2 separate regions of the Mus musculus genome follow, and region 2 is linked to region 1. Evidence: chromatin contacts called from ENCODE POLR2A ChIA-PET data. All regions are on one chromosome and are shown on one strand. The core of a region is the stretch at or near the end of the contact, and the rest is flanking DNA. Distances in the headings are between cores, read along the strand shown.

Region 1 (3,316 bases), core at 323-2,822:
GTGACTTAATAGCTAGGGTAGACCGGATGATTGGTACAAATTTTCAAATTTTGTTAATAAAGGGGTTTTAGGAATGGCCTTACCTTCTGACGGGCTCCTGCATTGCACTGGCTTCAACCAGTCTCTGTTTGATAGCTTGCATGTCCTGAGCTGTCAGTCGAGCTAACCGAACTCCAGCCAGTTTCAGCAGGGGAGAGTGATGCTCAGCTTTCCCCAAGATGTAACGCAGTTGTTGTGTAAGAAACCAGCCTTCCCAGGCCATGTTAACAAAAGGGTAGGCCGCCAGAAAGGCTCTGTAGAATCGTTTCCAGCGAGAAGAAGGGGGGTGAATAGAGTATTCGTCTTCTTCTCTCAAGCTAGAAGCCAGCTTCTCTAGCTTCACTTTCAGATAGGGAAGAAGGACAAGGAACATGGCAGATTTCCAGAGGTGTTCCTTGGGAAGACCAGCACTGGCCGGTCTCTGAAGATGCGGCGAGCTCCCTGCCACAATCCGCTTTAAGCCATAAAAGTGTTCAGAAAATGAGGCACTAGTTCTAGAAAGATAATGCTGCTGGAGCAGGAAGTCTAGCAGAGTGAAGATTTCATCAAACCACCGCCAGAGGAAGCCATAGTGCGCAGGATTTGATTCTGCAAGAACCTGATGCAAAAACATTTTATTACAGTCTTCAGTTTGTATTCACATCAGCCTTTTCCTTTTAAATTCAATACACCTGGCTTAAGTAATTGGCTTTTGGGGTATAGTCTGAGTTCCTGAGGTCATAGGAATGGAGTACAGAGCTCTTTGAATGGATGCCCATTAAGTCCTGGATACAAATGACACATGGCGATCATTGCAAACTTAGGGTTACTAGTAAAATGTTTGGAGTTTTATCCAGTCGTCCCTGAAACGATTCAGAGAAGTAATACCTTACCTTGACCACATGCTGAAGAGCGGGTCTCACTGCTGTCATTAAACTGTCCTGTGCTACCACCTCAAAGATGGATGGCTGGTCGTCCGCCACTGAAGCAGTTGTGATGTGAGCCCCATACTCAGCCATTGTGTCTTGTGTGAACTGGGATTCACTTTTCCCACGAACACTCTAGTGAGCATGAACTTGTTTTTGTATCAAACGGGTGCTGAGTCTTAGTCCTTCTGCATGGCACCTGAAACTAAAAATTGAATTTTACAGGAGTGAAAAATCAACGGGGGTGGGTGGGGGGAGCTTATATGGAGGCGGAGGAGAGGGAGTCTCAAAGTAAGGACTGTTAACTCCGGAGCTGGGGACGTGGCACGTGGGGTCTGGGGAATGACTTGTCAAATGCTGCACCTCACAGGGCAGAGCGTGACTCGGAGGCGGGGAGTGGGCCAAGAAACGTGTCGCTCGAACCGCAGTCCGGGAGCTGCGAGGCCCGGCTCCGGCGGCTGCCTGAGAAGCGCCCGTCCTTGCTTGCTGACCTCGGGCACGGAGCAGAGGACCCGTGACGCCACCTGCGAAAGGAGGTCTCGGCTTTGTGACCGAAACCGTACCCGGAAACAGAAGCTCCGAGGACCTCCACACGGCGGGCGGAAGACAGGCGCTCTAGCATCGAATGTAGCCCTGAGCCGGAACTCGGGAACTCTATGACCAACTGGGACTTCCGTTTCCGCCCCCCTGACGACGAGGCGACGGGTTAGTGCAGTGAGTGCATTCTGTTCCTGGTTAGCTCTGAGCGAAGCTTCCTGGAGGGCGGTACTCGAGCCTCTGTGCCGAGCTGGGGTCCCTGCCTGACGCCGGTTGCCATGGGAGATCAAGCCAGGTCCTTTCTGCCAGGTGGTGCTTAGCTCAAAGTCGGCCACCTTCCCGAGTGTTAGTCAGTTATCAGCAAGTTTTACTAAAATGACAAAAGATTCATTCTTGCCTACCAGAATTTAGGACGGCTACTTTTTTACTTACTTACAGACAGCTTAACTTGTCATCCATGTGTAAAATTAAGTTATAGCTCTAGGCACATTCTGCTAGATGAAATTGATTCCTGCCCTCCAGCTCAGTAGGTATTAGCAGTATTAGCAGCGCAGGGATCGTTATGATTCTCGAACTGAATAGTAGCATTCAGCTCTAGAGGACCTTAGGGTATAAAAGTGGGCAATTGGTTTGTATAATGAGAACCTTATAAAGGGATTGGTTTTAGTTTCAATTTAAATTTTGAAGTTTTTTTATAGTTCTAAAGTATGATCCATACTTCACTAAAGTCACTGTCAGAAGTGCAATTGTTGAATTTCTAAAAAGTATTAAAGATTTTTGTTTTAAATAATGTTTGTTTCAGCTTAAAAGTTTTTTTGATTTTTGGTTTTTTTTTTCGAGACAGGGTTTCTCTGTGTAGCCCTTGGCTGATCTGGAACTCACTCTGTAGACCAGGCTGATCTCGAACTCAGAAATCCGCCTGCCTCTGCCTCCCGAGTGCTGGGATTAAAGGCATGCGCCACCAACGCCCGGCTTCAGCTTAAGAGTCTTAAGGTTTATGTACATATCCTTGGCTAGCATTCAAGTTGGCTTTCGTGCTCAGCCTTGAGTTTTAAGGACCCGAGAACTACATAAAGCATCTGGTAAATATCGCATGCTAACCAATGGGGTCTTAATTTTAAAAAGATTTTTAGGTTGTACTAGTATTTGCTGGCACATATATGTATGTGCCACATGCAGCCTGGTAACTGCAAAGGTCAAAAAAGTATGTTTGATTCTCTGGAACTGGAGTTACAGACCATGTGTGTGCTGGGAACCAAAGTCAGGTCCTCTGCGAGAGCAACCAGTGCTGTTAACCACTGAGCCATCTCTCCAGCCCACCAAGCCACCTCTCCAGCCCACTGAGCCACCTCTCCAGCCCACTGAGCCATCTCTCCAGCCCACTGAGCCACCTCTCCAGCCCACTGAGCCACCTCTCCAGCCCACTGAGCCATCTCTCCAGCCCACTGAGCATCTCTCTAGCTGTTTATGCTTTTAAGTGAATAGCAAAAACACACAGCTAAGAAATAGCTAAAACAGGTAGAAAATGAAACATTTGCATCAATTAAGGTTTTTAGTTGCAAAGAACAGAAGCAGGCTATTTTAAAACAAAAGGAACTTAAACTCTAGGTGGGAAGGCTGGAGAGATGATGGGCAGGTGAGAGCACTTGTTGCTCTTGCAGAGGGCCTGAGTTCAGTTTTCAGCACCCACATTCAGAGGCTCACAATTAACTGTAAGCCCAGCTCCAGGGATACAGTGCTCTCTCTGGTCTCCTGAGGTACCGACACATACTTGTACAGATGCAACGTTTAAATGGAGTAGCTCACAAAACAAGATAGCTCAAAAAGAACAGGAC
Region 2 (3,017 bases), core at 169-2,668, 110 kb after region 1:
TGGTTTGGGTCTCTGAGAGAGAATCATCCTTGTCAACTTCACCAGAGTTGAAGCCATCTTGGAAACACATCTTCGGGCATGTCAGTGTGTTTCCAGGGACGTTTAACTGAAGGGGGTTTTCCACCTGCATCTCGGGCAGCACCATCCCACGGACTGACTAAAAAGGCAAAAGGGGAAATTGAAATTTGAGCTTAACGCTAACGTGCATCTCTGCTTCCAGGCTGCATGCACAGTGCCAGGGACCTCACATTCCCACCACTTTGCCTTCTGGCTACAATAGATGTGTCTATTGTCATCACAATAGCCAAAACTAAGTCGCTTTTGTCAGGTACTTGCCACACCAACAAGAAAAGTAAAACGGGGGTCTTTGAGACCCTTTTAGGGGAACAAGAAGCAGTCAGGGTCATAACCTCTGTCAGCCTCTTCTGACCCCATTCTTCCAGCCTGAAGCATTCTGTCAGGTCTCTGGACTCTCAGTTGCTCCTAGCCTCAGCTGACCTCTCTGAAGTGGCCCACCTGATTTGCCCTCTAAGACCCCTTTTGACTTCACAAAGGAATTTGTCTGTGGCCTCTCCACTGGACTATGTGAGCCCTCTGCTGAGCTTTTCCGAAGCAAAGCTGCCCTGCTAGTGACACAGCCTTAGCATTCCATTTTGCATTTAAGTAAAAGTAGTTACTCATCCTTTCTCAGCCTCAGTGATCTCATCTGTAAAATGGGGGAAACAACCTCCTTCGTGGAATGTTCTGGGAATTTAACTTGAGGATTTAGGCAAAGCTCTTACCACATTGGAATGTTACCTACTGATAAAAATATGTTGGTGAGGACTATTTTAGATTAAATACAAGAGGAACTGCACCCTCAAGCCCTGCAAATGCTGGGATCTCAAAGGAGAGGGATCCGCAGCCTTAGAGGAGTGGAGGTCATGCTTTGGCAGGGGACCAGCTTTGCTTGGCACTAGCCTGGCCTGCTGTTCCCTGCCGCAGTGAAGGGTGAGAGTGACCACCCTCTACTCCGTCCTTCAGGGGTGGAAGAGCAAGAATCTGGATGCCAGCAACCAGGGCAGGACACACGCTGGGCATCTGCCAGTCACTGACTGACTGTATCGGTAAGGGTCAAAAGGACAGCGTGGGGAGGAGGGGACGAGCCCTGCCGAGGGCAGGGTGCGAGGCTGTGTGGGAAGGGAGTCGCAATGAAGGCAGAGGCTCCGGGGCCTTTCTCGTCCCCGCCCCCAACTCGTCCAGGCTCGAGCTAATTTCTCCCAGGGGAGAGTCGCGGGGGTCGGGGGCGTAGGGGAGGATTGAAGGTTGAGGTTAGGGATTGGGGAGCTGGTCCCGCGGCGCCCCAGTGAATCCGTCGGGCTCGGGGACCCAGCGGAACCCCCCGCGCCCGCCTCCCCCTCCGCCGGCGCGAGTGGGGCGGCGCGCTCCGCAGGGCGAGCAGCTGAGCGACCCTCGGTGCTGCGGCCCCCCGCGCCCCAGCCCGCCGCGCCCGGGCCGCGGGCGGCGCCCCTCATCCTCCCCCCGGGCGGGGGAGCCCAAGGCAGCGCCGGAGCCCGGGGGGAGCGCGGCCGCGCCGGCCAGGGCAGGGGGCAGGCAGCCGGGACGGCCCCGGGTAAGCGGGAGGAGGAGGAGGAGCGGGGCGACCGCGGGGTGAGGGGCAGCCCGGGGAGGGGGCAGCGGGCAAGCCGGAGTGGAGCTGGAGCCGGCAGCCAGCGGGGCTCCTGCAGCCCCCACACCTGCCACCGATCGGGTCACTGGGAGCCCGGCATCCGCCGGCGCCCCCACCCCCACGCGGACGTGGTAGGGACTCACCACCCGAGGACGTACGGCCCGGCCTTTAGGATCCTCAGAACCCCCGACCTTCCCAGTGTGAGGTAGAGACCCAAGATGTCCAGGCCGGGGAAGGGACTAAAAAGAGACTGTGGCCCGAGTGTGTGACCCCTGCCTCTTGCCGGGAGCTGTCTGCAGACTCACTGCAGAATGCAGGCCCTGGGGAAGCTCAGGGGGCCTGGGCCCTGCTTCCTGGGACAGACCTTTCACCCCCACATAACTAGGCATGTGGGCTTAGTAAACTGCTTAGACCCAGGACTTGTGCCTGGGAAGAACTGAAGGGGCATCTGTTCCCTCTGAGTTGGGGACAGGGCCACACTTAGGCCTGGTAGCTCCAGAGGCTTGCCAGTGCATAGGGGGCTGTTCTTGTACCCACTTCTTGACTCCCAGACTGTACCTGGTTTTCGTGTCTGCTACTACTCAAAAAGAGTTGGTTTGGGGGCTTGAGAATCTGCAGATAGGATACATCCTGAAACCTCTGCCACACCCAGAGTGAGTCCGTGTTCTTCTTTCTTGCTCTTTGCCCTCTCGAAGGCCCAGGACTCCCCCATCCCCACCTGCTCGTGCTGTTATGTAATTAACCCAGCTGAGCCTCTTTGCTAAGCTGGCAGCATCCAGGGATGCCCCAGAGGCCTAGGGACCTGAAGGGTTGTGCGTGGTGGTAGCGTTAGTTTTGTCTCCGTAGGAAGCAGGCTCAGAGGAGCACCTGTTGGGGAAGGGACATGCATGAGGCAGGCACAAGAGAGATTAGAGTCCTAGTCTTAGCTAAGGTGGCTTCCTTCCCTAAGTCTCTGGGTCTTGATTTATTGGTGATGGATTTTTGTTCTTCAATAAAATGAAAGGCATCATATACATGCATATGGACATATGGATGCCCAGGTACACACACTGCAAGTTTATGAGCCCATGCAACTGTAGATAGTGACCCATTCCTAGATTGCCAGGAGGTTCAACTGAGCGTCTGGGAAAACCTTAGAGGACAAGTAGCCACGGTTCATTGCAATACCTTCTCTGTGCCAGGCACTGGGCTTTCCGTGGACAACCTCACAATACCTATGAAGTTTCTTGGCCAAGGTCATCCTTTAAATTATTTAAATAAATGGCAGAGCTGGGAGTCTAACCTTGATGGTTCTTGCTCCAAACCCTGCCCTTTATTTACCATTGTGCACATATACATACATAATCGT

What was found. ChIA-PET counts read pairs that join two places held with the same protein, here RNA polymerase II (POLR2A).
Region 2: POLR2A ChIA-PET joins it to region 1 with 13 read pairs in Patski. The contact joins the promoter of Rasl10b here to the promoter of Pex12 in region 1. POLR2A ChIA-PET finds 5 or more read pairs at or near these places in 3 of 5 experiments (Patski and embryonic stem cell).

Annotation. Positions count from the first base shown.
Region 1 is chr11:83,297,405-83,300,720 of GRCm38, forward strand. It overlaps Pex12 (peroxisomal biogenesis factor 12), which reads right to left and starts at 1,573. Exons shown (of 4, transcript NM_001364762.1): 1 at 1,308-1,573; 2 at 912-1,149; 3 at 84-637. The coding sequence starts at 1,037. It also overlaps a transcript of Ap2b1 not described here.
Region 2 is chr11:83,408,270-83,411,286 of GRCm38, forward strand. Rasl10b (RAS-like, family 10, member B) reads left to right here and starts at 1,419. Exons shown (of 4, transcript NM_001361568.1): 1 at 1,419-1,612.